Linked DNA regions of Homo sapiens: region 2 is linked to region 1. A link is a loop called in an ENCODE intact Hi-C map of the cell type or tissue named here. Cell type or tissue: PC-3. All regions are shown on one strand. Links, peaks and the distances in the headings refer to the core of each region. The heading gives the core; the rest is flanking DNA.

What was found. A loop is a pair of places that touch in the nucleus more often than their neighbours do. Peaks named below come from ENCODE experiments on the same cell type or tissue, not always from the same donor. Only the 100,000 strongest peaks of a DNase experiment are listed, where the experiment ranks them.
Region 2: a loop joins it to region 1, with 7 times the contacts of the local background. A loop is called at or near these places in 2 of 110 quality-filtered maps.

Annotation. Positions count from the first base shown.
Region 1 is chr4:52,011,124-52,027,824 of GRCh38, forward strand. SGCB (sarcoglycan beta) reads right to left here. Exons shown (of 6, transcript NM_000232.5): 6 at 9,583-13,037. The coding sequence ends at 12,834. It overlaps LRRC66 (leucine rich repeat containing 66), which reads right to left and starts at 9,240. Exons shown (of 5, transcript NM_001024611.3): 1 at 9,181-9,240; 2 at 5,995-6,495. The coding sequence starts at 6,490. In PC-3, for the core only: a CTCF peak has its summit at 15,060 (motif pointing left); a DNase peak (open chromatin) is centred at 15,068.
Region 2 is chr4:52,131,262-52,147,962 of GRCh38, forward strand. No RefSeq gene overlaps it. Among named protein-coding and RNA genes, the nearest start is that of SPATA18, 88 kb to the left of the region's middle. In PC-3, for the core only: CTCF peaks have their summits at 6,078 and 6,277; no DNase peak of the experiment used is centred there; H3K27me3 peaks cover 383 bases.

The sequences.
Region 1 (16,701 bases), core at 12,702-16,701:
CTCCCTCTGTACTATGAACTTCTTAAGTGCTCTCCCAAGTATGATAACCTGATAACATAAAACAATATTCAGGGATTATGGCTTTTAGTCCAAAGAGCAATAAGAATTGGAATAGAGTCTAGAATGGTCCTGGGTAAGATATTTGATTCATTAGGTCAGATCTTATTGTGGTCAAATTATGTAGGTGAGCCAAAGGCTCTGCCTTCTTAGTTGAGTATCTTATATACTTTTTGTTTTAATTATCTTGATAGTGGTGATGGTTTCATGAGTCAGTGTGGTTCAGAGAGTCAGAGGACAGATCAAAAAGTGCTCTGAAAAAGGAAGAGCAGAGGCTTCCAACATTATGCAGACCTATATAAATATGAACAGAGGCACCCAGACTGTTGGTGAATACTCTAAACATCTGAAGACAGAGAATGAGAATCCCCTTTAATTATCTATTGTGCCTGAAATCAAGGAAGTTACCGTTACAGCAAAGACCAGGGCAGGAAATATAGAATTAAAGACTCAGGACGATCAAGTGGCACTAAAGGGGAACTAATGCTTTTGAACACCTGCTGTGTGCCAGGCACTATGAGAGATGTTTTACATGTATCATCACTCTATGTGTTATAGTCTTGATGCACACTGTCTCTAAACCTTATACCTACCCTATACATATACTTATTCTCAGTTAAAGATAAGGACCAGGAAGCTTTTTTAGGTTAAGTGACTTGTTTAAGGTCAACAAACAAGTAAATAGTGTAATATAAGATGTGTAAAAGAATTACAAGTAAACAGGCTGAGAACGGTGACTGATGCCTGTAATCCCAGCACTTTGGGAGGCTGAGGCAGGCGGATCACTTGAGGTCAGGAGTTCAAAACCAGCCTGGCCAATATGGTGAAACCCCATCTTTACTAAAAATACAAAAAAATTAGCTGGGTGTGGTGGCAGGCACCTGTAATCCCAGCTACATGGAAGGCTAAGGCAGGAGAATCTCTTGAACCCGGGAGGTGGAGGTTGTAGTGAGCTGAGATCATGCCACTGCACTCCAGTCTGGGTGACAAGAGTGAGGCTCCATCTAAAAACAGAAAAAAAAAAGGAGTAAATAAAAAGAGTGGGACCCGAACATACCCAAGCATGTGGGGAGAGGGTGATTTTGATTTTGAATGCAGTTATTAGAGAATCCTCTTATTTAACTCCCCTCATAATATCAAGCTGAGATTTTCCAAGAGGAAGGTAAACTTCTTCTGGAGATGAGAATAAAGACCAGGAAGTTCAGTTTACACCTCCTGAATGAAAACTTTTCCTTTACTTTCAATTTTAGATAATTAAGATTTTATTTTTTTAAGGGAACTGGTACAGACCTGGTTTGTATAGCGTCTCTCAGGATGGAGTTGGGAAATTTAAGAAAACTCTTGCATGGTACTTGACTGCACTTCTCAATGGGAAAATGTATTCTTTTAATATTTTTGCTTGGTAAGCCAATGTTCAGAGGGTAGTCAAATGAGTGAAAAGAGGCTGTATGGTGCATTCACGGCTGGGGCTTGGACATCAGGGGTACATTTTATACTTCAAGAGAGGAGAGTTGAATGCTGGGAGGAAAATATAGAGGTACTCTGTGGAAAGGGAATTATTTATTGAACTGCTTTCTAAAGATTACAAAGGACACACTAGGCAGGAATTTTATTAGCCTTTGCATTTAAGTGGCCAGAGGCAGTTTTATTATTTCCAAGAAATGACCTGTCTCTCAGAAAAAAAGGCCACAGAAAGGATACTCAGACATTACACTTAGTAAATACTCCTTCTGTACTATGAACTTAAGTGCTCTCCCAAGTGTGATAACCTGATAACATAAAACAATATTCAGGGATTATGGCTGTTAGTCCAAAGAGCAATTAAGAATTGGAATAGAGTCTAGAATGGTCCTGGGTAAGATATTCGATTCATTAGGTCAGATCTTATTGTGGTCAAATTATGTAGGTTAGCCAAAGGCCTTGCCTTCTTAGTTTAGTGTCTTATATACTTTTTGTTTCTTTAGAACCTGAATTAGTTTTGAGTACATTGCTTATTGATAATTCCATAATCCAGTAGCAATCAGGATGAAATCTTTAATTTTCTATGAATAAAGGAACACAATATACTTTAGTTTTTTATAATACACTGTGTATTTTTTTTAATTCCCCCAGTTTCAAATGTTAGGTATTATTTTATCTTATTTCTAACACATTTACCTCTTAGGTTCTAGAACTTAGTTGGTTAATGTGAGGCTGCTACATTTGGTCTATCAACCTAACTGGAATCCCAACAAGATGTTGTTCCTGCTGCATTTCCAGTTACTCTGTGAGCACTCCAAAAATACTGCTTGATGAAGGTAGGACAGATTAACCAGAGACTGATCCCATTGTTTTCATGTTTTTAAACTAGTTTTTCAATTATGAATGCTGTATTCCAAAAATATGGGAGGAAGGTAGAAGCATCATTAAAATTAAATTCATGGCTGGCTTCTGTTTTATAAATTGCATTGGCCAGCACCTCTTTTGGGCATTTTCCCAACATGAAGCTTATTGGTGACACCACAACTGACTCTGAAGACAGGGTTAGTTCGTGTGATATCTCACCCTTACACAAATGGGCTTTCCTGAGTGAAAGCAACTTTTCATTGGTTCTAGAAATAGTCCCCATTTTAAAATATGTGGTACATAGTTACAAAGGTTGCTTGATTGTTGCTTTCTGAGATCTCTCTAATTTATTATTATTTTAGATGAATGCAAGTGCCTATATAGTCAGACACAAATAATTATCTGCTCATGAATTATAGTGGGCTACTACTTCAATAGTTGTTGAACATTTTAAAAAATAACTTGAGGCCGGGCACGGTGGCTCACGCCTCTAATCCCAGCACTTTGGGAGGGTGAGGCCTGCGGATCACCTGAGATCAGGAGTTCGAGACCAGCCTGACCAACATGGAGGAGCCCCGTCTCTACTAAAAATACAAAATTAGCCGGGCTGGTGGCACATGCCTGTAAACCCAGCTACCTGGGAGGCTGAGGCAGAAGAATCGCTTGAACCTGGGAGGCGGAGGTTGCGGGGAGCCGAGATCGTGCCATTTTTCTCCAGCATGGGCAACAAGAGTGAAACTCTGTCTCAAAAAACAAAAAACAAAAAAAACCTTGAGATTTAGACAAAAATTAATTATTTGTTTCTAAATATACTGTTATTCTCAATTTATGCCAAGAGAATAATAAAAACTAGTATTTGCAAGGTAAATCTTCAGACAAGATTCTGAAGTAGTTTTCATATATTTATATTGTGACAGTTTATTATGCCAAATACCATGTTAAGTTAGGTCTTTGAGATACATTTTTTCATTTTATCCTTACAATGATCCAATGAGTAAATCTTATATTATCCAGATGTCACCTATAAATAGACTTAGAGTGAAGAATTGAAGAACAAAGAAATAGGCCAAAAATAGGGCATGCCCTAGGCAGCATCTCTCTCACCAGCAGTTCCCCTCAAAATGGGATTTCAAAGTCAGAGCAACTCAGCCATAGTCACAGAATCATAAAATAGGAAAAATTGTTAGAGGAGACTCAACCTAGTGAAAACTAATATGATGATTATGGGAAAATAATTTAAATCACAAAATACTATGGATAAAAGGACTCTGAATTATATCCAATCAGATTCATGCCTTACACTGAACTTCCACCGTCTATCTCTTTTCATTCATCTCTCTATGTCTTCATTTGCTAGAATTTTAATAGAATTTCAGATACAGAATTTGCTCACTTCCCTTCTTTTTTCCCCCTCCTCTTCAAGTTGAACATTTTTCTTGATCTTTTGGGAGGCAAAAGCTTAACTCAAAAAAAGAAGATGGATCTGTATCTGCATTTATAGGGATATTTGGTCTTTAAGTGGAACTGTATTAGTCCTAACCCCCAGTTAGCTCAGGGGAATTCATCTGCCTTAAGGAGAGAAACTCAGCACTTCCTATTTACTCTTGTGGTGGGGTAATATTTTGACATGTTAATCTCTTACTTCCCTATATTTTCCTCTTGCTCTTTCTCTCCATTCACACAGAAAGTAGGCTCCACGTTCATTGTCCCAGGGAAGGCATATGGCAAGGCAGAAAGTAGCTGAGTCTACAAGTCTTTCTGGCTTTTGTTTTCCAAAACCCTAACCCTTTAGAAGAAAGTGATTTCCAGACAGAGGGTTTTGAAGAAAAAAAAAAGGGAGAAGAAATTTTCTCCAAACTGAAGAGGCTGAAAAGAAATATTATCTGGGTAGCAGGGGTAAGGAATGCTCACCCCTCGATGCCTTGTTAGAGTATACGATTCGATGCCTTGTTAGAGTATACGATTTGATGCCTTGTTAGAGTATACGATTCTCAAGCTGGGTACAAATCCAGGCAAAGGCAGAGGAAAGCTGATGAAAGACTGATGTTAAGTATCCCTACAACTCCCCCTAATGGGGGCTCAGAATCGGAAATTATGTTACTACAGACAACAGAAGGTTATATCTCTAGTACACTTGAGTTTGTGGATTGAGATCACATCTACCATACCAGTTAAAAATTTTTGTTATATTATATGGATATATGTAGCTATAATGACGTCCATCAAAAAACAAAACCTGGAAATAACCTAGTGCTTGATTAAACCAATTATGATATACGCATATATAAAAACCAACTATTTGAAATATTTGTGAGATTGCTTAATTATATAAAGTTATTAAAATATTCTATGATATGAAAATACAAATTAGAAATATGGACAGTATGATCCAATTTTGAAAGAAAAAGGTACAAATAGGCATAAATAATAAACTTGAAGAACATATATAACATGAATGACTTTAATTTTTCCCTTTAAATTTTTCTTCAGTTGTTAAATGTTCTATAAGTAACAGGTATTCTTCTTGTAATAAAAATAATACAATAAAAATAAAATAAAATGCAATTCATTTACACTGAAAATATGACATACTACTTTTATGGAGAAGGTCAGGGAGATAAGACGCCCACCCTTCTCAAACAATTCTGCTGACATGGTGACTGTAATAATTCCTATACCTGCTAGGCTATTATTGCCAAAATGATGCTTAAAGCAAAGCTGGAGAAAGAGCATGAAGATAAAAACATGAAATGTCAGAACTGGATAATAAGAAAAACTAAATATGCACAATTTGGAATGGAGAAAGAGAACAATAACCTTATACATTTTTTTGAATAATGTCTTATATAAAGGAGGTGCTTAGCAAAGAGTGAACAAGCCTGAAAACAAACAAGGAAAGGAAATTAATTGTCTAGCACTCTGGAATATAAAAAGGGCAAAGGAAGTTTTGCTTTATGAACTTGATATATTTTCCAAAGAAAACATTGGTGTATCCGTTAAGGAACTCCAACATATAGACTATTGAATGTCAGATGAGAATTTATGATAATTGGAGGCTATCTGGAGTACCCTGTTAGAAACTAGGATAAGGAATTCTGATTTTGACTTGATAATCAGAAGGTTTACATACCAATATATAATATTAGGATACTTCTGCTGTAAGTTTGGAGGACAACTAGATAGACTGAGGCAAAATGTACTCAAAGAAGAAAAATATTATAATATGGCAACATTTAATTTGAATTGTATTACATATTAAATGTATTTGAACTAGTTATTGCTCAGTGCTTTTCTATATTAACTAATACATGATAATTAAAGTAGGTAACTTACAATCACTCATTATTATTTAGCACTTAAATACTTCCTAGTGTCTCGATAACCGCACATAACATTAATGTCAGATATACTAATGGGAGACTAAATTTCATTAGCTGTAAATTCCACACACTATAACTTCCAATGCCACTAAGAAACATTATTATATGTGCTCTGATCAAATTGCTTTACTTTCAGCTGTCCCTTGAACCTGAAAACAAATGTGGAATTCTTATGAACATGAAACAACTCCACGTAAGCATTGTTTCTCTGCCTAGTTAAAATTGTACTCACCCTTGGGAGTGTCACTGAGTTTATTTCTTTGAAGAATGAGCACCTTCAGCAATGGAAACCTGTTTCTGAAGCTGCTTCTGTGGCGTTTCACCCATGAGGACTTAGGACTGAGTAGATCCAATGAGAGGGAGTGGATGGCATTGTTGCTGAGGTTTAACACTTCCAAAGCATGTAAATATGCAAAAGGGCTTAAGGTTATTTTTGATATGAGATTGTTACTGAGGTCCAGATGTTTTATTTTCCACTCTTCTTTTTTCGTGTGAGACTGTAAGAGAACTCTAAAGAAATTGAAACTTACATCCACAGTGGCTGCTGTCTGTGATATGTCCACAGGTATATCACACTTTCCGGTAAAAGAACAATTTGTCAGAATATATTCATTCCATTGGCATTCAGAATTGAATAAAATATTGCTTTTTCTTGATGCATTTGTCATTATTCCAGTAAAATAAAGACCTATAACTATGGTAATGACTCTGAAATAGAGGTTTTTCATAATGCCTGGAAAAAGGAAAATGAATTGACTTATTCACAATAATATATAAAAACTAACAGCAATAAGCAGCAAATTTAATTTTCAATTTAAGATTTCGGAAAGTTATCTTGTCTTGGTTGCCAATTTAAGCGAATGTTTGATTTCTTACTGGGGCATGAAAATGTAGCTACCAAAATGAAATAGCCATAGTATAAAATTACATTTATGTCACATTTTAAAGAAAGGACTCCCCTGATTTTTCAGAAAATACATATTCAGTTAGGCCTCACCTCTGCATCTGCTTTTCCAGTAGTTTTCACTCCACAGTGTGCTTTGGGATGAATGAAACCTTACCAAGATTAAAGACTTCCCTGTTTCTTTGCAGGCCATTAATACAGAGCAAAGTCTATTATGCTTATCTACAACATAGTAATCAACCATGTAGTTTATTACATAAATGACAACCAGTTACACTAAACCGTGACCCTCCATAACTCTATGAGTAAAAAGTTTAACTCACAAAAGAGGCTCTTACTTTTCATGACTAGAAGAAATACAAGTTTTGCTGTGTGGCTTGTGTGACTTTTCAAATCATTATGAAATCATTTAGATACATACAACATAATGTGTTATCAAATACATGTTCTGGCTCCAAGCCATGAAGATGTAATACGATACAGAAACATTGAGTATCTTTTGTACCAAACATTTTTGAGAAAAAATTCAAAGTTTTTAAAAAGAAGTGTGTACAAATTACAATGGCTGAATGTATCACAAAAATAAGTTTAAAAATGGGTAATTTTTGTGATTTGTTTTAAACTAAATTCCACTTAAAAGCCACTGTGTGTACAAATAATCACATTATTGAGTATATGAGTTTCCAAGAAATTGTCCCTTCCTTTCTGTTCTAATGGCACTCAGTTTAGTTTTCATCACTGCAGTCTGAAATACTAAAATGGCTTAACTGACTTTCTTGCCTCTGCCTCTTGACTTTCCTTCTTTGTGATCCATCCTAGGTGACTCCAAAGGATTATTTTCCTACAATAACGTATTTCCTATATTATTCCTTCATTTGAAATCCTCAAAGGGCTCCTTATTGCCTATAGTCCAAATCCCTCAGGTTGGTATTCAAAGCCTGTGTTATCTAGGTAAACTTAATGACCTAGCTTGATAAGTTCATGTGGAGCCACTACAAGATGTGGCTTCTGCAAAGAATGATCTATGCATATCGCATACTGAAATTCACTTTCAGTTCATTCCCAGTTCCAAGTTCAATGCCTTTTCCTCTTAGCCACAGTCTTAAGATGGAGTTTCGCTCTTGTTACCCAGGCTGGAGTGCAAGAGCGCCATGTCAGCTCACCACAACCTCCGCCTCCCGGGTTCAAGCAATTCTCCTGCCTCAGCCTCCCGAGTAGCTGGGATTACAGGCATGTGCCACTACAACTCACTAATTTGTATTTTTAGTAGAGATGAGGTTTCTCCATGTTGGTCAGGCTGGTCTCGAACTCCTGACCTCAGGTGACCCGCCCACCTTGGCCTCCCAAAGTGCTGGGATTACAGGCGTGAGCCACCACACCCGGCCAGCCACAGTCTTGTGTATCCTTCCAGATTCATCTCACATCTTATGGCCTGGTCATTTTTCCTGCTTTAGCCTCCAAATTTGTCTTTATTCTTACAGAAATCTTTCAGTAAACACTGAAGGAATTGATACACATTAGTAACATTCAGCGTTGCTATTGTTTTGCTTTGTATCTGTTCTGAACTCCCAAAAAAAAAAGGAACATTATCTATCTATCTATCTATCCAATGTTTTACATTTTTAATAGTCTGCAGTCTGTCACTGGGTTATGTTGTTTGTGTGTAAATGAATGCATGGAGTGAAGTGAATGAAATTTACAATGTAACTTTAAAACTTTTGTTTCATACAAGGTCAATCCTCCCATATTTTCAAGGGCATTTAAATTCAGGTACACATGGCCATGAACAGCAAAGGTAGCCTACAGCATGGAGGAGTGATTTATTTTTACAGTGTGCTTCTTATGCAATACTAGAAATTGAATTGATTTGCCCAGGAACAAAGATATTTTTTCTACGTTCAAAGCTGAGATCATTATATATACAATGGTGCACCAAGCTAATGTAACAAAATCAGCAACAAAAAAATATAGTCACCATTCACAGGTACATTACTTTGTAGTGCTGAAGAGAAAGACATGGTTGAAAAATACTTTTTCTTAAGGGGACATGAATTAAAATTGCCCTGGTTCTTTTTAAGCTGAAGAGATTTATACATGTTAGGTTTGAGTTCAAAACAGCTAGACAAGGAATCTTATATCTTAAAGTGAAAGGTATTAATTTGTTAAAAAAATCATACTATTTATAAATTTATATGTATTAGGTAAGGAACCACTCAGAACTCCAGAAAAAGTTGCTTAGAAAACTGGAAACAATTAGGCAAAATGTAAATTTCAAAATGGAAATAGTCAAGCTGAAGTAGGAGGAAGCAGTTAGAAATACTGGGTGTGTACATTTGTGAGTCAGCAAGTGAAAGATAGGAAGAAGGCAGCACAAAAAAACAAAGTATTATAGAAAGGAAATGAAGAGTTCATTTATACATAAAAGAAAGGGTGGCAAAACTGAAGGAAAAAAGCAACAGAGGCTATTTCGGGTAAGGACAAGACCTGGAAAGTAATAATGCCTCTAAGACATACCTTCGTATCCTAAGTGGTTATCAAATGGGTGGATATCTGGATCAAGCCAGGTAGGGATTTAAGACCTGAACCTTTGAGGCTCCACCCAACCTGCCATCAAGGCTGCCCAGTGGCCAGCCCTCACCCTTTCATCTCCGGCTTTGGCCTCCTGCCATGGTGACAGTGTGCACTTTCCCCTAGGACACCAGGGAAGCACCACTGGAGAGAGGCCTTCTGCAATGCACAGAGAGGAGGGCATTCAAAACTTGGAATGTACAACTTTCTAACTTTGAGTTCTAGGAGTCCAGAGAGATTACATAAATACTGACAGCGTCCCATTCTCAAGCCATATTTAAATTCATCACGTTCGCATGACTAAGTAGAAAACAGTTAATATATAACCCTTAAAAAATTAACAGCAAACAATTTACAGAATTTTTATTGTAAACAGAAGCTCATTACTAGTTATTACAAACTGAATCAACTGAAACTCAAGTTAGCAATGTGAAACACATTTATAGGCTTATTTTTGTATACCATAATTGGTAATTTTTGCCCCCTCAATACTTTTAAGAAGACTGTTAAAATTTTCAGCATTTCAATGATCTCTTATTTGTCAGGTTTAGCACCATGACATTCTCATTCCCTTAAAAAAACACTCATTCAAATCTAGGTAGAACTTCCACCTTTCATCATCAAAATTATCACACAAAATTTATTTTGTTTTTTTCACAATGCAAAAAGAAGACAAATAAGTATATTTTAAAATATTATCAGCAGTCCGTTTTGTGTGGTTTTACATTTTTCTGTCTGCCCATTATTAAGAAATCTTGCATTGATTTCATTTGCCCCCCTTGTCATTGCAACCCGTCTCTAGAATACTGTGGTAATTGAAACTAGCATGTACCTGCGCCCCCTCCCGGGGTCCTATCTTTGTCACCCACCTCCCCCATGGCTACTGCTTGTCATATCTGTGCTCAGTGCAGGGATGAGCATACAGCAGGAAGAGGCGAAGTCAGCATTTCATTTACAGAAAAATACTATCTGGTGGAGACAATGAGTTGCTGAAGATTTACTGTGGATAAAAATAAGCCGGCCAGGCGTGGTGGCTCACACCTGTAATCCCAGCACTTTGGGAGGCCAAGGCAGGCAGATCACGAGGTCAAGAGATTGAGACCATCCTGGCCAACATGGTGAAACCCCGTCTCTACTAAAAATACAAAAATTAGCCGGGAACTGTGGCACATGCCTGTAGTCCCAGGTACTCGGGAGGCTGAGGCAGGAGAATCGCTTGAACCTGGGAGGCAGAGGTTGCAGTGAGCCGAGAGCCGAGATTGTGCCACTGCACTCCAGCCTGGCGACAGAACAAGACTCTGTCTCAAAAAAATAAATTAATTAATTAAAAATTAGAAAAGCCATAAGTAAAATGGAGAGTTTGCCCTGTTCTGCTTTCTAATAGATTTTCCAAGCTTATGTTTCAGGGAAAAAGCCAGGACTACCTGTAAAGTATCATAAAATGCTATGGCTGTTAACCTTCAGTTGTATAAAAACATCAAAATAGCCTCTCCTCTCAAAAGAACTTCATGGAGATGTATCAAAAACACAAGTATTTCCCAAAAAAGAGTAAAAATAGATTATTTCCTGAACTACATTTAATAAATAATATTTTGTAATACAGTGTTTTCTGGTTTTTATAAAAATATTTACTTAAATAAACTTTTAAAATAAATCTAAATAGAGCAGATAAGTAATGAATATGCAATTTAATTTATGGACCATCTGAATAAAAATTTCGGCATTTTTTTCTGAATTCAGACATTAAATGATACTGAATATATTCAAATGAGTTCAAATATCACTGCAATAACACTCAAGTGGTTATAAATCTCATTCTTTTCATTTAAAAACAGCGCTCAGTGTTAGGTAGTAAGTCAATCCAATTTCAGTATAAATTAATGACTTCATAATCTCTAAGGTATTTGATTTTTCTACCAGAGAGAAATGTGACAATATTGAATACAAATTGTTTTTTGTATTGGTTTTCTTATGTGCACAATTCAAAGTGACCCTGACAGAATGCTGTTACACTTGAATGCAGGGTTGGGCCCATGCCACAACTCTACTGCCTATTTTACAGCAAACTCCTTTGGGGGCCCTGTCCCTGATTCTGTGTGAGTCTTAATAATACCAGAGAGTTCTTTTCCAATCAAATATATTAAAAATCAACTGGCTTGAGGGTTATAAATAATTACAATGGGATAGTAATATTAGGAGCAGAGATAAATTATTATCCTTACCTAAAAATTATGTGTATTATTTCCTGCATTAGCACTCTTTAGTCCAGTGCTTCTGGACTTATTTTCGAGGCATGGTGTACTTACTAGGCCATGCCTGGCCCAAAGAACTTGTTTGGGTCTATGGCCTCCCCACTTTCCACTGTGTTGCCCCGAGTGCTGAGGGTATAAATATCTTGGCAACTCTGTTATGTATTGTTACTCCAGTGTGCCAAGGTCCATTGTTGGGAAACTGAGGTAACTCAGAAGTAGGTAAATTTGACCTCTCCATCGTATAATATTTTGGAATTGGCCCAACATAGCTTACAATCGGACAGTGATTGGTCCTTTCTGGGTCTGACATGAGATTTATTTTCTTTTTAACTAGAGTAAGCATATCTGTTTTGTTTGATTCTCATCTTCTTAGGTAAGTTTAAATTAACCTTTGTTCATCTTTCTAGAGTTTTAAATAATTAAAAAGTCAGTGCAGAGAGTGAAAACAACATGGCATTTGGAATCAAGTACATCCAGGTTTGAGTCATGCCTGAATTCCAATCCCAACTCTGCTACTTACTATATGATGTTGAGCAAGTTTCTTAACTTCTCTGATCTTCAGTTTCTTAATGGGTAAAACTTGGATAATACCACCTACTTGCAGGGTTGTGGTGAGAATTGGGGATATAAACATGCAATGCCTAGGACAATGCCTAGGATGTAGAAGATGCTCAATAAAGATAGTTATCATTATTATTTAAAAGTTAAAGCTGAGATGGTGTTTTAATTTCCACCACATTGTGAACAATTGATAGTTATCATTATTTCAAATAAACATTCTTTTACAAAATATTTTCTTCCCAGTGCAAAACTAAGGAACCATTGTTTCTATCTCACATATGTAAAGTTCTTTAATGACTTCACTTGCATGTGAGAATATGGCTCAGGCTTAATGCACTAGAAATCTGCATCTTTCCTTTTAGAAGCTAAAAGGCAGAGCATGAAACGCTGATGCCATACCTTTTTAAATATCTTAAGTGGGTCTATCCCCATTAGAGTTACCAAAGTTTACTTACAGTGAATCTAAACAGCTGCTTCAGACCTTTAACCTTTAGAAAAGGGATAGTGGAATTTTAAAAACACGTCTTTAAACATGACTTTTGATTTTATTTGCTTCTCATAATTATTTTAGAGAACAGTAAATATGAAGATTAGTATAAATTAATAAAATGTATTAGAATTTAGGCTCTCTGAGAAGATTTTAACTATGTAGACCATAAAACAGATACAGCAGTGCTCTGCCATTAAAATAATTATGAGTTATCACAAACTCTGTAAAAACAATGATTTGCATGCATAAAAAAGTCAAGTCAAGATATAAACATGTTGGTGACCTCTGGGGTTCTTTTAATGAGTGTTTCCACAGGGGTTGTCTGAGATTTGGCAGCCCATGTTCTGGCTGGTTACTTGCACCTTGAAGAGCGTCCCATCAGCACACATGCAGAGCTTGTAGCGTACCCAGTCACCACTACCCAACTGGTCTCCACTGGAGGAACTGGGTAGGCGGGTGGTGCTGACCATCACAGATCCATTTAGGATGATACTGTTTTCCTATTAGGAGAATAGTAATATGATTTATTTACCTCCATGAGGGGGTACAGAACAAAGTCAGTAAACAAAACTTCCTGAAATATCAATGAGAAAAGCAAGCAGTAAGAAAGAGTAAAGTCACAAACAAAACAACAACAGCAACAATAAAAAACAAAATATCAGGATTCAATGAGTGACTTCTTCACTTCATATATCCATAACATATGTAAATAAATCTGCAACATAATTCCTCTATTGTTAGTTAAAATTACATCAGAATTCCTAAGTTCATAATAAAATTGATGTTGATAAAGTTTCAGATCATTTTCATTTGTAAGTCCTAAGAGAACTATAACAAAGGTACTGATTGGTAAGTTTGTGATCATGAGTACAAAAAGACTTTTCCTGGCCAAGCGCGGTGGCTCATGCCTGTAATCCCAGCACTTTGGGAGGCCGAGGTGGGCGGATCACAAGTTCAGGAGATCGAGACCATCCTGGCTAACACGGTGAAACCTCGTCTCTACTAAAAATACAAAAACTTAGCGGGACGTGGTGGTGGGCACCTGTAGTCCCAGCTACTTGGGAGGCTGAGGAAGGAGAATGGCGTGAACCCGGGAGGCGGAGCTTGCAGTGAGCAGAGATCACACCGCTGCACTCCAGCCTGGGTGACTGAGCGAGACACTGTCTCAAAAAAAAAAAAAAAAAAAAAAAAAAAAGACTTTTCCTCCTAGAGGGAATTAATTTTAATTTCCAATGTTTTTGCAACACTGCAAATGAAGATTCAAACCATATAATTTGAAGACCAGGCACTCTAGTCTGGAGGTTCTTCACGCCCACTGTTCCAGAAACATTCTCTTATTGTAGTTCCTTAAAATCCTTCTTTTTAGTGACTCTTAGGACTCTCTTGCTTTCTCCCTTTCCTCCTTTCTTCTTTTCATTCACTCAACAAATAATTACTGAGTGCCTGCTGTATGCCAGACACTATTCTAGGTGCTGGGGAATACAGCAGTAAGTAAAACAGGCAAAGCCCAAGTTCTTATTGAGTTGATGTTTTAATGGGGTAGGGGGAGACAATAAAAAAAATGAACAGTAAAACACATAAGACATCAGGTGGGATAAATGCTATGAGGAGAAATAAAGCAGGATAAGTAGAGAGTGAGCAGATGGGGACTGAGTTTTACACAGGGTGCTCAGGAAGGACCACCTGTGGTTTGATAAGGTCACACATTCCAACAGAAACTAGAGGAAGTGAGGGAGGAAGCTGTCTAGGTAACTGGGGAAGGGTACTCAAAGCAGAGGTAACAGTGTCTGCAAAGGCCCCGAGGTGAAGATGTGCCTGGATTCCAGGGACAGCTATGAGGCCAGTGTGGAAGAAGCACGGAGGGTGAAGGGAACAACCAGTAGGAGATGAGTCAAAGAAATAACTGAGGATCAGACATGTAGGCAGGGAATAGACTTTAGATTTTATTCCAAATTATACGGGAAGCATTTGGAGGATTCTGAATACAGAAATGACTTGATCTTTTTAAAATGGCCACTCTGGCTGTTGGGTAGAAAACAGACTATGGGAGTGAATACTTGGAAGTAAGAAGATCAGCCAGGAGGCTGTTCCAACCATCCAGGCAGGGAATGATGGCAGTTTACATCAGGGTGGTGATGGCCGAGGTGGTGAGAAACAGCAAGACTCTGTATCTTCTGAAGGTAGAGCCAGAAGGCTTTGCTATGGACTGATGGGTGTCATTTAATGGTACAAGAATACTGAAAGAAATGCATGCTTGTGGGGATGGAGAATCTAACTTTTCAATTGTTAAATGTGAGATGCCTATCAGATATCAAAATGGATAATGTTAAGCAGGCAGCTAGATATGTAACTCTTAGTTCAGAGGAGAGGTTAAAGCACAATTCCAAATTTGGGAGGCATCGGCTTACAGAGGGTATTTAAAGCAAAGAGAGAAAATTGGTTATAAATAATGGAGATGGTTAACTGATTATGCAGTGGTAGTATATGGAATAGACAGTAATTCTTAAGTGACTAGTTTTCCAATTTGTTCCAATGCTGCCATCTTGTGGTCATTTAATTTTACTTTCTTTAAATTGTTTTTTGTTGTTGGTTTTTTTTTTTTTTTTTTTTTTTTTTGAGACGGAGTTTTGCTCTGTCTCCCAGGCTGGAGTGCAGTGGCGCGATCTGGGTTCACTGCAATCTCTGCCTCCTGGTTTCAAGCGATTCTCCTGCCTCAGCCTCCCGGGTAGCTGGGATTACAGGCGCCCGCCACCACGCCCAGGTAATTTTTGTATTTTTAGTAGAGACGGGGTTTCGCCATGTTGGCCAGGCTGGTCTCGAATTCCTGACCTTGTGATCCACCCGCCTTGGCTTCCTAAAGTGCTGAGATTACAGGCGTAAGTCATCGCGCCCGGCCTAAATTGCTTCTTAAACAGCTTTTTCAAAAAAGCAGTTTAATTGATAAAATTATTTCTAATGATTGGCTTATACACTTTAGAACTAACCACTGATATTAACGAAGTTATAAAGCTAATTATCTTTTTAATACTAGGTTATTTTCCTTTAACAGTAGAGAAACTGATATGTGTATATGTATATTTCAAAGTATTTAAATATTTGTCATATTAACTACAAGGTAGAATGGGACAAGAAGTGGCAGGTAGAAAAAAATAAAAGGTTTGGTAAGTTGCTAATGGTCTCTAAACAAATCTCTTGCTTCTGTGACTTTCTACTGCTGAGAACAGCAGTTGTACTGTGGCTATTCTTCAACAGTGTTCTTAGAAGAATGGCTTCTTACACCACAATATACATACAAATTAACTCTGTAGGCAACTGAGTTTCTGGCAAGAATTACATTTTATGTCCATCTTTATTATTTAGAGATGGGATTATGTGTTCTGGGGGAAAAACTGCTTATAAAAGTAAAACAACTACTTTTAAAAAGTATTTTTCCCAGGAACTATGAAATTGAAATTTTTTTTAATAAGAAAGAATGATAAGTCCCTACGTTTAAGTTCACTTTTGTCATGTAATACTTGGTAAGACAAATTTAATTCGCTTTAATTAAATAGCATATTGCAGGTACCCAAAGGCATTTTGAATAAGTATACTTTGACCAGAATTGTGAGACATTAAAAAGTTTTTGGACTTATGGCACATGAAATACCATACCTGTTAAAGTTCAGATTTAATCTGTTAAGCACAAAGAAAATTCACTTTCAACAGCCACGATAAAGACAAAAACCTCTTTCCTTTACAATTAATAATAGATTAAAAATACATTTTTAATAAAAATATCTAAATAAAATAATTTTATAAATTTGCTAATTGTTTTTTTTCACATCATTGGATATGAAACTCAGGGAGGGATGTGAAAAATCTTTAATTAAAAACAACAACTACAAGGCATGAATATTTACTTTGATCTTCCAGAATTCTCTTTTAGAAGGTTTTTTTTTTTGCCTTCTAAAACAATACAAGTGATCATTATACAAAAAAAAAAAGAGAGAAAGAAACAGAAAATACAGGCTAGTAGAAATAAAAATAAAACAAATAATCTGTTATCTTGCTATCCACAGCTAAACATTGTTGACATTCTGGCACACCCTGCTAGGTTTTTATAAACATACATATGTTCTGAAAAATAAAAATAATGAATTTCACAAATTGTTTTGTAACTTTCTT
Region 2 (16,701 bases), core at 4,298-8,297, 110 kb after region 1:
ATTCTATCGATCTGTTATTTTTTTCTGGAGTGGGTATGAGTATAATTGTATAATTGATGATTGTAGCTATTTAATATGGTTTAATATAGAGAAGTCCGATCATGTGATAGAATTTGTTAGTAGTCTTTCAAAATCCATGCTCACCTTCTTTTCTTTTTTTTTTTTTTTGAGATGGAGTCTCCCTCTGTCACCAGGCTGGAGTGCAGTGCAATCTTCGTCTCCTGGGTTCAAGTGACTCTCCTGCCTCGGCCTCCCTAGTAGCAGGGACTACAGGCACATGCCACCACACCCAGCTAATTTTTGTATTTTTAGTGGAGATGGGGCTTCACCATGTTGGCCAGGCTGGTCTCGAACTCCTGACCTCAATTGATCCGCCCATCTCTGCCTCCCAAAGTGCTGAGATTATAGGTGTAGGCCACCGTGCCTGGACACCTTTTTTTTATACTAATAGAACCCTCAATTTTTAGGTGGGCATCTGAATGCCAACAACAAAAACTGCTTTTCCCAACCTCTCTTGAAGTTAAGTGTGGCCATATGATCATGACTTCCCCAGTGGACCGTAAGTGGAAGTGGTGTGCTCAATTTTTGGGAAAAGCTGTTTATGGAAAGGAGTGTACCCTGTTTCCCACCTCTTCCCTTTTCCTCCTGTAAACATATTTGGAGCTTAGCAGCTATTTTGTCCTCAAGGTGGACAGAGGAACAAGATGAAGGAGATGGGTTTTCTGGTACCATGAGGGCCTTCTAGGGCCGTACCCCTGACCTCTGGGCCATGCTTACTCAAGAGAGAAACAGTCTTTGATTTTACTTTTGCCACTGTTATTTTGACTGTTCTATTACTCTGAACTCAACTTAATCCTGACTGATATAAACTTTATAATTGTTTTTGACAAAAGCAAATCCTATTGTGGTTCCTATGGGACTTATATTACATTTATGTGTTAATTTAGGGAGAATTGACTTCCTAATAATTCTTTCTATCCAAGAACCTGTTCTGTGCTTTCATTTACTCATGTCTTTTAAAATAATATTATAAGCATTAAAAAAACAAAACATAAAACTTTGTTGTTTTCTTTGTTTTCCATATTGTGCATATCAAGCATATACTACTCTATAAAATTCTAAAATTAATATAAAACCAAATAAAGCACTACAGGGCAATGCATAAATGTAAGCCCAAGGTGAGCCTAAATAAAGGAAAATAATCCTTCTCTAAGTTGAACTTTTTTGTCTATTTGAAAATTTTATGACATTTCTCCTTCCATATTTGATTTACAGAAAGCAAGTTGACTGTTGAACACTCCAATGTTCATTAAAGCAGCCTTTTGAAGCATAATTGCTTACCAGAAATACTTAGAAAATCATTTGTACTTCATGTTTCTATTTGGGTGCTTTATTTCTTAATAGAATCTCATCCTTGTTATCTAAGAGTGGTGTATAAATTGGGGGAGCATATAGGCAGTAGATGAAATGCAAAAGCTTTCATGAAATATCAGGCTTCACAGCTGAGAACACAGCTTGGTATTTGTAACCAGAGGAGCTAGATTTGACACTGGGAGTAAGTTGTAGAAAGGAGTAGATGTAAGACCGTGTACAGGTCACTTACCATCTTACCATCTTGAAACTCCAGTTTCCCCATGTATAACTTGGGAATGATAAAAATACTTGCTCAAATTTTTCTTTACAATGTTGTAAAGGTTGTTAAAGATGATGGGTGCAAAAATGCTTTATACATTTTAAAATCTGTTTAAGAATGAGTGATATGGGTTGGCTATTTGTTACCTCCAAATCTTATGTTGAAATGTGATTCCCAATGTTGGAGGTGGGGACTAGTGGGAGGTGTTTGGGTCGTGGTGGCAGATCCCTAATGAATGGCTTGGTGGCCTCACTTTGATAATGAGCCCATACAAGACCTGGTTTTTTGAAGGAGCGTGGTGCCTCCCCCTCTCTCTTGCCCCCTCTCTCATCATGTGACATGCCTGCTTCTGCTTTGCCTTCCGCTATGAGTAAAAGCTCCCTGAGGCCTCACTAGAAGCCAAGCAGATACTGGCACCAAGCTTCCTGTTCAGCCTGCAGAACTATAAGCCAATTAAACCTCTTTTCTTTATAAATTGCCCAGCCTCAGGTGTTTCTTCACAGCAATGCAAGAATGGACTAACACAGAAAACTGGTACTGAGGAGTGAGGTGTGAGATGTTGCTATAAAGATACTTGAAGATGTGGAAGTGACTGTAGAACTGAGTAATGGGCAGAGGTTAGAAGACTTTGGAGGGCTCAGAAGAAGACAGGAAGATAAGGAAAGTTTGGAACTTCTTAAGAGACTGGTTAAATGATTTTGACCAAAATGCTAATAGAAATATGGATAGTGAATACCAGGCTGACAAAGTCTCAGATGGAAATGAGGAGCTTCTTGTGAACTGGAGTAAAAGTCACCCATGTTATGCCCTAGCAAAGAAGGATCGCTTTTTTGTTGCAAGTAACAGAAACCTCAAAAGATGTTGGCATAAACATGAGGGAATAAATTAGGTCATAAACAGTGTGTACAGAGGTTAGACAGGATTCAGGCTTGGTTGATTCAGGATCCAGGTTCTTTGCACCTCCCTTCAATGCTGGTTTCTTTCTCAGGTAGGTAGCAAGATGGCTGCAGCAGATCCAGCACTCACCTCCAGACAGGGCAATGTTCAGGAGAAAGAGAAAATGCGTTGTTAACACTCTGCTTTAGGAACAAGACACTTTGCCCAAAACCCCTCATCTGTCCTGAAGAACTCTAACCACACCTTACTGGGCAGACCTAAATTGCATATGCATTCCCGAAATCACTGTGAATGTCGATGAGATATGTCAACCTGGCCCATCTTCAGAACTGGAGATGCCTCATTCCCCCAAGGCAATGGTGGTTTTTGAGAGAAGTGGATACCTGGACAAACCCGGAGTTTGTTGAGTGTATCAGAGGCGATTAGTGACCTGCCCTTATTGTCTTGTTGTGCACTGTTTCTGGTGCACACTGGTAACTTCCTACTGCAAGTATCTGTGACTCTCTTTCTGAGGAATTTCTCTGGCTATGGGAGCTTGCATGGTCTGCTTGGAGTAGGCTGAAAAGTGCTGAGGAATTAATGTTCCTGGAAGGAGCCCTCAGTTGGTGATAGATGAGAACTGAAGGACAGTACCGCAGCTTCCTTGTCCCTTGGTGGAAAAACTCTAAGTTATGTTCTACTCCATTTCACACAGGTTCCCAGTGGTATGGAGTTCCAGTTGCCCACAGAGATGATTTGCTCATTAATATAGTCTGTGTTGGCTTCTTTTCTTTCCTGGATCACTTCCTCACACGCTTACCAGTATTTCCTGGTATCACCTCTCAACCAAACAACTTGTACCCAAGTCCTTGCTGGAGGGTCTGCTACTGAGGGAGCTCAACCAAAGTTGGTAGGAGGAAGAAGGGGGAAAGAGTTCTGTGTAGGAAATGAACAGTGTCCTCTACTGGCACATGTCCTCTACTGGCACATTCAGGAGCCACTTGTAAAACTTCCCAGGGTTTGTATTTATCGGTCTGCCAACTACAGCCTCCCAAAATGAATCCAAAACTAAGATTGAGCCTCAACATTCCCAAACATATTTATAAACCTGAAAACTTTCTGATGAAATGCAAAATTGTAGGCTTTCTGCAAACTTGATGCATGTAATTAGTAGACATAAAGTCTTCTGAATAAACTTATGAGGCTTTATTTAGCTAGAATGTGTCAGATTGAACATTTTAAAATACATGTTTTCTTTCCAGTATACCTGTCTTTCCCCGCAGATGTTGATTTCTTGAGGATTTTGGTTATTTGAAATTTGGATTGTTTTCCTAAATCTGCTTTGTAGAGATGTGGGAGATTATTTAGTGTGGAATAATATATTTTTTGAAAATTTATTTATTCGCATAAAGTCTTTAGCTCATTAGTTTATAATATTCTTGGAGTTATTATTTTAAAACTTGTGGTTCAAAGGGGATATAACAACTAGATGGATAGGAAAAATTGAAAGCTTGATTTTTCCTCAGCTAAAATTGGAAACCAGAACTTTATCACTCCTATTTTTACAGATGCCATGTGGCGGGAACCTTGGCCAACTGGGATGTGGGTGGCTGAGTCTTTCTTCAGCTTCTTACTGGAAACTGTGGCGTTTTCTTGACAGCAGTAATAAATCAGACATCCACAGGAAGCAAAGAGATCATTGAAATGAAACATAAGCTGTAAAATGTTCTGCCTCATATTATGACAGCCCTTTCCTTGGTGGGCTCTCTCTTTGGACCCATTAGAGAAACAGATCTCCAATTTACAGGAGGATGCATAAATTGGAGATGTAAAAATTACTAGATTTTATGGAAATATTGATTTGTTCACAGTGCACACAGGTCTAAGTTAACTTAAAGAGCACATCCCATAAACTCTATTAAGCCTAACTTGTCTTAGGCTATTACAAATCTGTGTATTGTTGGACTTTCTGAATTTATATTTTTGACTTTCTTTAATGTGAGCATCCTTCAACAGGTATCATAAACATTCAAAAGGGATTTACTGTAGTCATAGGAACAAAATGACTATTCTGAGAATTTCATTCTGGCAAACTGAATGATGTACTGCTAGTTATATATGTCTATTGAACCATGACTCTTTCCATAGGAAAACTCTGAGATTACTATCATCAGAGTCACCATATCCATAACCAACTGAATGCTTCTGATGTATTTTAATCTGGTTTTGTTGATAGTGATAAAACACTGGCTTGGCTCTATTTGGACTGAGTAATTTAAAAATATTTTACATTGATGAAATCATATTTTAATAATAAAGTTAATTAAATATATTGACTTTTTCCCAAGTTTAGAGGCAGCAACTATTTCACAAAGAGGAAAAAATGTTGTCAATACTTACATAAGATTATTTAATTTCAGTTGATTCTTGTACGAAGAACTATAGAAATAGTTGATCTTTCTTCTTTTTTCGAATTAAAATGAGCAGCCTCTGATTTTCCCTCCATTCCTCTCAGGGCCATCTCAACCAGCTTGTTGAAACCAGAATGCACTTGAGGAGGCCAAATATCTCCATATAATAGTGGTTGCATAACCAATGAAAATGAAATATTTTAAAAATCAAATGGGCAGAATGATTCCCTTAGTTGTGGCACTCTTTTAAGCATAATCACACCGGAAAATAGATTAGAATGGAGTTGTGAAAATTTTGAAGTACCACACATTCATTATTGTTACCACCATTGTACACCCACATATTGACTTAAACAAAATATTATTTCTTAAATTTGAGGCATAAACACTATTCCACTTACTGGCTTGAATTTAGGATTTTTGAGCTTGTTTAATGTGTTTAAAGATTTCTTAGTGTTTTTACATAATTCATTGCTATTGTTAAGTAAAATCACCATAATTCCACAGTAGTATACCCCTACAATATTTCAGAACTTGTTTTAGACAAAGAGAATACATCTCTTGTTATTCATAACCCCTACCCCACTTATAGAGATCTAGGAAGTAGAAATCTAGGGGACACTACTGCTGGAATACCCAGCATTTATCCCCATCACTTTCCCCTCTGATAGAACCATAATTCTAATTAGTCAACTGCTTTTTCTCTGCACTGCTTGGAAAGTGACTCCCATCTTGACCTCCAGTGATGTAATCTGATTATTTTAAGCCAGTTGTAGTAATTCTTACAACTATGATTGGTTCAGGAACTAAGGCAAAAAATTTCTGTCTTTTGAAAAGCAATTGCAACAAAAGCAAAAATTGACAAATGGGATCTAATTAAATGAAAGAGCTTCTGCACAGCAAAAGAAACTATCAACACAGAACACAGACAACCTACAGAATGCGAGAAAATGTTTGCAAACTATGCATGTGACAAAGTTCTCATATCCAGCATCTATATGATACCCTAACAAATTTACAAGAGAAAAACCAACAGCCCCATTAAAAAGTGGGCAAAGCACACGAACAGACACTTCTCAAAAGAAGACATACATGCAGCCAGCAAGCATATGAAAAAAAGCTCAATATCATGGACCATTAGAGAAATGTAAATCAAAACCACAGTGACACCATCTGACACCAATCAGAATGACTACTATTAAAAAGTCAAAAAATAACAGATGCTAGTGAGGTTGTGGAGAAAAAGGAATGCCTATACACTGTTGGTGGCAGTGTAAATTACTTCAACCATTGTGGAAAACAGTGTGCTGATTCCTCAAAGACCTAAAAACAGAACTACCATTTGACCCAGCAATCCCATTACTTGGTAAATACCCAAAGAAATATAAATCGTTCTGTCATAAAGACACGTGTGTGTTTGTGTTCATTGCGGCACTATTCACAATAGCAAATTCGTGGAATCAACCTAAAAGTCCATTAGTGGTAGGCTGGATAGAGAAAATGGGACATGTATACACCATGGAATACTATGCAGCCATAAAAATGAATGAGATCATGTTCTTTGCAGGAACATGGATGGAGGTGGAGGCCATTATTCTTAGCAAACTAACACAAGAACAGAAAAACCAAATACCATGAGTTCTCACTTATAAGTGGGAGCTAAATGATGAGAACACATGGACACATAGAGGAGAACAACAGGCACTGGGGCCTACTGGAGGGTGAAGTTTGGGAGGAGGGAGAGAATCAGGAAAAACAACAAATGGGTATGAAACTTAATACCTGGGTGATGAAATAATCTGTACAACAAACCCCCATGACATAATATATAATCTATACATCAAACCTGCACTATATAACAAAACTAGCCCTGAACTTAAAACAAAAGTTTTAAAAAAAATAAATATCTACCTTTATCTTTATTGGTAGTTGGGTTCACATCAAAAGTGATACAATTAGATAATAAGGAAGAAATTTTCTTCCGTGGTTGAAGAAGACTTTTTTTTCTTTCCAACTTGCTGAATACAAAGCAGAAAGCCTGTTGTCCTATTGCTATTGGCCACTGGCTTGAGACTGTGAGGGAAGTGAACATAGGAACAAATGGATACAGGGAAAGAGCAAAGAAAATTTTAGAGCAAATGGAAGCCTGATTGTCCTATATCTAGATCCTCTCTACTTCTCAAGTTGAAGATGGAGCTTGTGTACTTGAAGCTCATACTATTCTAACTTACAGGATGTGAGCATCCAGAGATCTATAGATTCAATGAAATCCCTATCAAAATGCCAATAATTTTTTTGTAGAAATAGAAAAACTCATCCTAGTTCACGTCCTTTGTAGGGACATGGATGAAACTGGTAACCATCATTCTCAGCAAACTATCACAAGGACAAAAAACAAACACCGCATGTTCTCACCCATAGGTGGCAATTGAACAATGAGAACACTTGGACACAGGAAGGGGAACATCACACACTGGGGCCTGTCATGGGGTGGGGGGAGGGGGGAGGGAAAGCATTAGGAGATATATCTAATGTAAATGACGAGCTAATGGGGGCAGCACACCAACATGGCACATGTATACATGTGTAACAAACCTGCACGTTGTTCACATGTACCCTAGAACTTAAAGTATAATAATAATAATAATAATAATAATAATAATAATAAACTCATTCTAAAATTCAAATGAAATCTCAAAACAATCTTGAAAAACAAGAAAAAAGTTGAAGGGATCACAATTCTTGATTTCTAAACTTACTACAAAGCTTCGGTAATAAAAACAATGTGGAATTGGCAAGAATACAGACATACAAACCAATGGTATCAGCTAAATAGCCCAGAAGTAAACCCTCACATATATGGCCAAATGATTTTCAACAAGGGCGCTAAGGCCAGTTGATGGGGAAAGAATAATCTTTTAAAAAACGATGCTGGGAAAATGAAATATCCACATGCAAAAGAATGAAGTTGGAACCTTATCTTATACCATATACAAAAAATAACTCAAAATAGATCAAAGACCTAAACATAAGAGAGAAAATGACACAGCTCTCAGAAGAAAACAGAAACAGAAAATCTTCATGTGATTGGATTTGGCAATGATTTCCTGGATATGACAACAAAAGTATAGGCAACAAAAGGAAACATGCATAAATTGTACTTCATCAAAATTAAAAACTTTGGTATATCAAGTGACCCTACCAAGAGAGGGAAAAGACAATCTACAGTGTGGGGAAAAAAAAAGTTTGCAAATCATATATCTGATAAGGGGTTAATAGCCAGAATATAGGAAGAACTCCTACAATTCAACAACAACAAAACAATCCAATTCAAAAATAAGAAAAGGGGCCAGGCGCGGTGGCTCATTCCTGTAATCCCAGCACTTCGGGAGGCGGAGGCAGGTGGATCACGAGGTCGGGAGATTGAGACCATCCTGGCTAACAGGGGGAAACCCCATCTCTGCTAAAAGTACAAAAAGTTAGCTGGGCGTGGTGGTGGGCACCTGTAGTCCCAGCTACTCAGGAGGCTGAGGCAGGAGAATGGCATGAACCCAGGAGGTGGAGCTTGCAGTGAGCTGAGATCATGCCACTGGGTGACAGAGCAAGACTCTGTCTCAAAAAAAAAAAAAAAAAAAAGAGAGAGAGAGAAAAGGACTTGTACAGATATTTTTTCAAGACATACAAATGGCCAATAAGCACATGAAAAGATGTTAAACATCACTAATCCTTAGGGAAATGCAAGTCAAAACCATAGTGAGATGCCACTTCACACCCATTAAGATGGTGGTAATATGCAATTTCATACTCAATTGCCACAAAAAGAATAAAATATCTAGGAATACAGCTAACTAGTGCAGTAAAAGATCTTTTCAAGGAGAACTACAAAACACTGCTCAAAAAAATCAGAGACGATACAAACAAATGGAAAAATATTCTATGCTCATGGATAGGAAGAATCAATATTGTAAAAATGGCCACACTGCCCAAAGCAACTTACAGATTCAATGCCATTCCTATTAAACTACCATCGAGATTCTTCACAGAACTAGAAAAAGCTACTTTAAAATTTATATGGAACCAAAAAAGAGTCTAAGAAGCCAAGGGAATCCTAAGCACAATGAACAAAGCTGGATGAATCACGCTAGCCGACTTCAAACTATACTAGAGCCTACAGTAACCAAAACAGCAGGATACTGGTACAAAAGTGACATGTAGACAAATGGAACAGAATAAAGGATCCAGAAATAAGGCCACACACCTACAACTATCTTCAACAAGCCTGACTAAAACAAGCAATGAGGAAAGGATTCCTTATTCAATAAATGGTGCTAGGGAACTGGCTAGCTATACGCAGATTGAAACTGGATCCCCTCCTTACACCATATACAAAATTTAACTCAAAATGAGTAAAGATTTAAATATATAACTGAAACCCTTGAAGACTCTGCAAGACAATCTAGGCAATACCATTCTGGACATAAGAATGGGCAAAGATTTTTATGACAAAGACACTAAAAGCAATTGCAATGAAAGTAAACATTGACAAACGGAATCTAACTAAACTAAAGAGCTTTTGCACAGGAAAGGAAACTATCAACAGACTGAACAGACAGCCTACAGGATGGGACAAAATGTTAGTAAACTATGCATCTGACAAGGGTCTGACATCCAGCATCCATAAGAAACTTAAATTTACAAGAAAAAAACAAGCAACCCCATTAAAAAGTGGGCAAAGCACATGAACAGACACTTTTCAAAAAAAGACATGTATGCAGCCAAAAAGCATATGAAAAAACGCTCAACATCATTGATCGTTAGAGAAATGCAGATCAAAATCACAATGAGATATCATCTCACACCAGTCAGAATGGCTATATTAAAAAGTAAAAAATAACAGATGCTGGTGAGGTTGTGGAGAAAAAGAAAAGCTTTTACACTGTTTTGGGGAGAGTAAATTAGTTCAACCATTGTGGAAGACAGCGTGGCAATTCCTCAAAGACTTAAAGCAGAACTACCACTCAACCCAGCAAATCCCATTAATGGGTATATACCCAAAGAATATAAATTGTTCTATTATAAAGACACATGCGTGCATATGTTCACAATAGCAAAGTCATGTAATCAACATAAATGTCCATCAATGGTAGACTGAATAAAGAAAATGTGGTACATATACACCATGGACTACTATACAACCATTTAAACAAATGCTATCATGTCCTTTGAAGGACTATGGATGCAGCTGGAGGCCATTAACCTTGGCAAACTAACATAGGAATAGAAAAGCCAAATACCACATGTTCTCACTTACAAATGGGAGCTAAATGATGGAATACATGGACACCTACAGGGCAACAACACACATTGGGGCTTACCAGAGGATGGAGAGTGGGAGCTGAGAAAGGATTGAGAAATGTGGCTAACAGCTACTAGGCTTAATACCTGGGTGGTGAAATAGTCTGTACAACAAACCCCCAATGACTCAAGTTTACCTATGTAACAAAACTGCACAGGTACCCCAGGACTTAAAATAAAAGTTAAAAAAATGGCCATTTAAATAAAACAAACAAGAAAATCAACCAAAACCCAAGAAAGTAACATGAGTTGGTTAGGATGTGGAGAAAGTGGAACCCTTGTGGATTGTTGGTAGAAATGTAAAATGGTGCAGCTGCTATAGAAAACAATATGGCAGCTATCAAAAAATTAAACAGAATTACCATATGATTCAGGAATTTTGCTCCAGACAATTGGAAGCAGAGACTTATACAGATTGTTGTACAACAATATGCATTGAAGCATTATTCACAATAGCCAAAAGACAGAAACAATCTAAATGTCCACTGACAGAGGAGTGGATAAGCAATATGTTGTATACACATTCAATGAAATATTATCCAGCCTTAAAAAGAAAGAAAGCCAGGCACAGTGGCATGTGCCTGTGCTCCCAGCTACTCAAGAGGCTGAGGTGAGAAGACTGCTTGAGCCCAGGAGTTTGACACTAGCCTGGGCAACATAGCAAGACGCCATCTCAAAAAAAAAAAAAAAAAAACCAGAAGGAAAAAAGGAATGCAATTCTGATACATGCTACAACATGGATGAACTTTGAAGACATTTTGCTAAGTGAAGTAAGCCAGACACAAAAGGACAAATACTGTGCGAATTCCACTTCCATGAAGTACCTAAAAGGTCACATTCACGGAGACAGAAAGTCAAATTGTGGTTATTATGATCTGGGGGTAGAAAGAAATGAGGAGTTACTGTTTAGTGAGTATAGACTTTCAATGTGGGACAATGAAAATGTTCTGGAGATGGATGGTGGTGATGGTTGCACAGCAATGCAAATGTACTTAATATCACTGAATTGTAGACTTAAAAGGGGTTAAAATGATAAAAGTCATGTTATATATATTTAACCACCAAAACAAAACAAACAAAAAAACAAAAAGGACAGAACTGTGATACTAGAAATCCTGGGAATTTCTGTGAAGGTTTTCTGTTATCAAAAGGTGGAGCCTTAGAGTAGGTTTTCCTTTGTTTAGTAGAGCATAATAAATGGAGGTGTTTGGATATGCAAATATCCAAAATGCAACTTACACAAAGAATAATTGTGTGTGTATATATGTGTGTGCTGTAGAAGAAATGACTAAGGGATATCCAATATGTTGTTTTTTAAAAAATTTTGATTTTTGTGGGCACATAGTAGGTGTATATAATTATGGGGGGTATGTTAAAAGAAAAATTTCAGCCAGATTAAATTTTAAAGAGTTTAATTAATTGAGCAATGAATGATTCATGAATGGGGCAGCCTCCCAAGCCAGAGTAGGCTCAGAGACTCCAGCGCAGCCACATAGTGGAAGAAGATTTATGAACAGAAAAAGGAAAATGACTCACAGAAAATGGAAGTGAGGTACAGAAACAGCTGGATTGGTTACAGCTTGGCATTTGCCTTATTTAAACGTGATTTGAACACTTGGCCACCTTTGACCAAAACTCAGTGATTGGCACAAGAGTAGGCTACAGTCTGTTTACAACTCCATTTAGTTTATAGTTCACGTGGAAAAAGAAACCTTTAGGCTGAACTTAAAATATGTAAGGAGGCAGCTTTAGGCTAAACTTGATTTAACAGATACATGAGATATTTTGATACAGGCATACAGTGTGTAATAACCACATCAGGGTAATGGGGTATGCATCACCTCAAGCATTTATCCTTCATGTTGCAAACAATCCAATTATACTTTTAGTTATTTTAAAATGTCCACTTAAATTATTATTGACTATAGTCACTCTGTTGTGCTAGTAAATACTAGATCTTATTCATTCTTTCTAATTTGTTTGTTGTTTTTTGTTTGTTTGTTTTCGGTTTTTTTTAGACAGGCTCTTGCTCTGTCACCCAGACTGGAGTGCAGTGGCAAAATCTCAGCTCACTGCAACCTCTGTCTCCTGGGTTCAAGTGATTCTCATGCCTCAGCCTCCTGAGCAGCTGGGATTACAGGTGCCCGCCATGACACCCAGCTAATTTTTGTATTTTTAGTAGAGATGGGGTTTCACCATGTCGGTCAGGCTGGTCTCGAACTCCTGACCTCAAGTGATCAGCCCACCTCATCCTCCCAAAGTGCTGGGATTACAGGGCTGAGCCACCAAGCCGGGCCTCTAACTATTTTTTGTACTCATTAACCACCTCCCCTTCTCACCCACACCCCCACTCCCCTTTCCAGTCTTTGGTAACCATCTCGTATGTAGTTTCAATTGTTGCCTTTCACTGCGGTGTGTTGTAATTTCCCTATTTCTCCAACTTTGAATCAAAACATATTGCACAACAACCCTGGGTTAGGGGTAGAGAAGTGTTCAGCATGGCATAAAGTGGGCCAGTGAGAGAGGGTGACATCTGCAGTGCTAACATTGTAGGGATCACAAAGAAAGCTGCAGGCAGAGGTTGGTCAAGACAATGAGAAGCCCCACCCCCTCCCCAGTAACCCCTGGTGGGGAGGACAGGGAGGCATCCCACAAAACCTGGAATGGGTGTTCCAGTCATTTCATTTGCATGTTAAGGGGTGAGACCAGAAACCTATGGCATTTGGCGACACCAAGGTTACAAATGGCATCCAATTCATTATAATACGTAAATTCAAACATATCTTTGTGGGTTTGCTGGAGTAATTCTTTTTTGTTTTAGTCCTTTGACATTTTCTTCCCTAGAAGATACGCTTTTGTTGAAATTGATAATTTACTACAGTCACGCACTAAGGCTAAGGTTTGCTGCCATACGTCGCTTATCATAGGAAGTACAAAGGATCAAAGTCCAACAGAACATTTTGTATTCTGCGTGTTCCACAGAGCTGTCTTGTTATAACTTTTTTTTTTTCCATTAACACTGGAGAGGAAAATAAACTGATGTCAGCTGTGGACATTGCCAAAATAGACATTTGATTTCTGTTAGCTTCGATCCCCCTCTCCTGGGCTTGCCACGTCTCACAGTGGGCTCTCAGGGCCTGATCTGCTGTGTGTAGGGCTTCCAGTGACAAGCATGGGAGAATCTCCTGTTCAGAGCTCAGCTGTCCTGTTGGAGTTCTTTCTCTTCCTCTTTGTGGAACATCTGGGAGACTCAATCAGAGACTGCTGAGCCCATCCCATCCTGAGATACAAATTTTAGGCACAACAATGTGGCTGACATGTGCAAGACCAACAGGGCTTAGCTTACAACATCTATGTTTTAGAAAAAGCTATTTGTGTGTTCAATATGGTCTCCAGACATGGCCCATCTGAGCTACTGAAGGGAAACAATGGCCGTAGTGCAGGAAGTGGAGGGGGAAATGCAGCTTGCATTCCTGTTCTCTTTCATGGAGTGGTGAATGCTGCAATGAGACCTCTTGGGATCTTCTCAAAACTGTGTCCCACATGGCCCATCAAGGTTGATCCTGACAGTCTCTTTAATACGGACTTCCAGGAGAGTGAAATTGAATTTGGGCAGGGAGGAAGGGAAGATCATATGATGGTTACAGTGCTGCTTAGGATCTGCAAGATCAACAGGCTACTGGTGCAGAAAGGAGTCACTGAGCATCCAACTCTGGGAAGGCAGAGGACTGACTGTAAGGAAGCCCTAGGCAGCTGGGTTACTGTGGTTCACACATGTGTATGGTGTGCGTGTGCATGGGGTACACATGTGATCGGGGGCTTGGAGATTCTTGGGACCTTTTCCTCCTTCCCCATTTTTTCTTTATTGAGGTAAAATTCACATAACATAGAGTTAATCATTTAAATGTGTACAACTCAGTGGTATTTAGTACATTCACAGTGCTGTGCAACCATGACCTCTATCGAAATATTTTACCACCCCCAAAGGAAGTCCCTATACTGATTAAGCAGTGTCTCCTGCATCCCTCTACCTCTACATGGTATAGCATAGGCTCCCATATAGCCTAGGTTTGCAAGCCCCTGGCAGCCACTAATCTACTTTCTGTCTCTATGGCTTTACCTATTCAAGGTATCTTATGTATAGTCACATAGCAATGTTTTGGTCAACTGCATATACAACAGTGGTCCCATAAGATTATAATGGAGCTGAAAAATTCTTATGCCTAGAGATATCATAGCTATCCTGACATTGTAGCACAACACATCATGCACGTGTTTGTAGTGATTCTGGTGTAACAAAACCTACCGTGATGTCAAGTCATATAAAAGTCTAGTATATACAATCATTTACAATACATAATACTTGATAATGATAATAAGCAACTATGTTTCTGCTTTATCTATTTACTATACCATGCTTTTTATCATTACTTTAGATTGTACTCTTACTTATGTATTTAAAAGTTACTGTAAAACAGCCTCAGGCAGGTCCTTCAGGAGGTATCCAGAAGAAGGCATCATTATCATGGAGATGACTGCTCCATGCCTGTTACTGTCCCTGAAAACCTTCCAGTAGGACAAGATGTGAAATTGGAAGATAGTGATATTGATGATCCTGACCCTGTGTAGGTCTAGGCTAATGTGTGGGTTTGAGCCTTAGTTTTTTTTTTTTCTTTTTCAGATGGAGTCTAGCTCTGTTGCCCAGTCTAGAGAGTGGCTCACTCCAACCTCCACCTGCTGGGTTCAAGGGATTCTCCTGCCTCAGCCTCCTGAGTAGCTGGGATTACAGGCATGCACCACCACACTCAGCTAATTTTCTGTATTTTTAGTAGAGACAGGGTTTTTCCATATTGGCCAGGCTGGTCTCAAACTCATGGCCTCAAGTGATCCTCCTGCCTCAGCCTCCCAAAGTGCTGGGATTATAGACATGAGCCATGACACCTGGCCAGGATTTGTGTCTTAGTTTTTAACAAAAAACAGTTTAAAAAGTAAAAAACAGTTAAAAATTTTAAAAATATGAAAAGCTAATAGAATAAGGATATAAAGAAAGAAAATATTTTTGGACAGCAGTACTATGTGTGTTTTAAGCTAAATGTTATTACAAGGGTCAAAAAGTTAAAAAAAATTTACAAGTTTATAAAATAAAAAGATACAGTTGGCTAAGGTTAATTTCTAATTGAAGAAAGAATTTTAAAAATAAATTTAGTGTAGCCTCAGTGTGCAGTATTTATGAAGTCTACAGCAGTGTACAGTAATGACCTGGTCCTTCACATTCACTCACCACTGGCTCACTGACTCACCCAGAGCAACTCCAGTCCTGCAAGCTCCATTCATGCTAAGTGCCCTATACAGGTGTACTATTTTTTTGTCTTTTATACTGTATTTTTACTATATCTTTTCTGTGTTTAGATATGTGTAGATACACGAACACTTACTATTATATTACATTTACCTATAATATTTAGTACAGTAACATGCTGTACAGGTTTGTAGCCTAGGAGCCATAGAATATACAATATAGCCTAGGTTTGCAGTAGGCTACTATACATTTAGGTTCACATATTAGGTATATAGTGTTTGCACAAGGATGAAATCATCTGATGATCCATTTCTTAGGACGTACCCCTGTCATTAAGCGACACATAACTGTAAATGGAATCGAACAATATGTGATCTTGGTGTCTAGCTTCTTCCATTCAGCATAATATTTTAGAGAGTCATTCATGTTGTAACACATACCAGAACTTAATCCCTTTTTATGGCTGAATAATGGTTCCATTGTATAGATATGTCACAATTTGTTTATCCATTCTTCAGTTGATGGCACATTTGGTTTGTTTTCAATCTTTGGTTATTGTGAATAATGCTCTATGAACGGTTGTGTACAAACTTTAGTTTGAAGTCCTCTCCCCCATTTTTTTTTTTTTTTGAGATGGAATCTCACTCTGTTACCTAGCTTTTAGTGCAGTGGCACTATCTGGGCTCACTGCAACCTCTGCCTCCCAGGTTCAAGCCATTCTCCTGGGCCAGCCTCCTGAGTAGCTGGGATTACACCTGCCACCACACCCAGCTAATTTTTGTATTTTTAGTAGAGACGGGGTTTCACCATGCTGGTCAGGCTGGTCTCAAACTCCTGACCTCGTGATTCACCCACCTCAGTTTCCCAAAGTGCTGGGATTACAGGCGTGAGCCACCATGCCCAGCCCTGTCCCCCATTTTATACTCTGCCTTTCTCAGTGTGCTAAAGGCAAAAAATATTACAAATGTTAAATGCAACATAATCATACATGAAATTAGTTCTATAAATTGTGGAGGTTCTACTGGTTCTACGACCACAGATGTAAACATTAGAACATATTTATGGCTACAAATGAAAAATAAAGTATAATTATGTGTGTAACAACAAAGGGGTAGGAAAAATAAAAA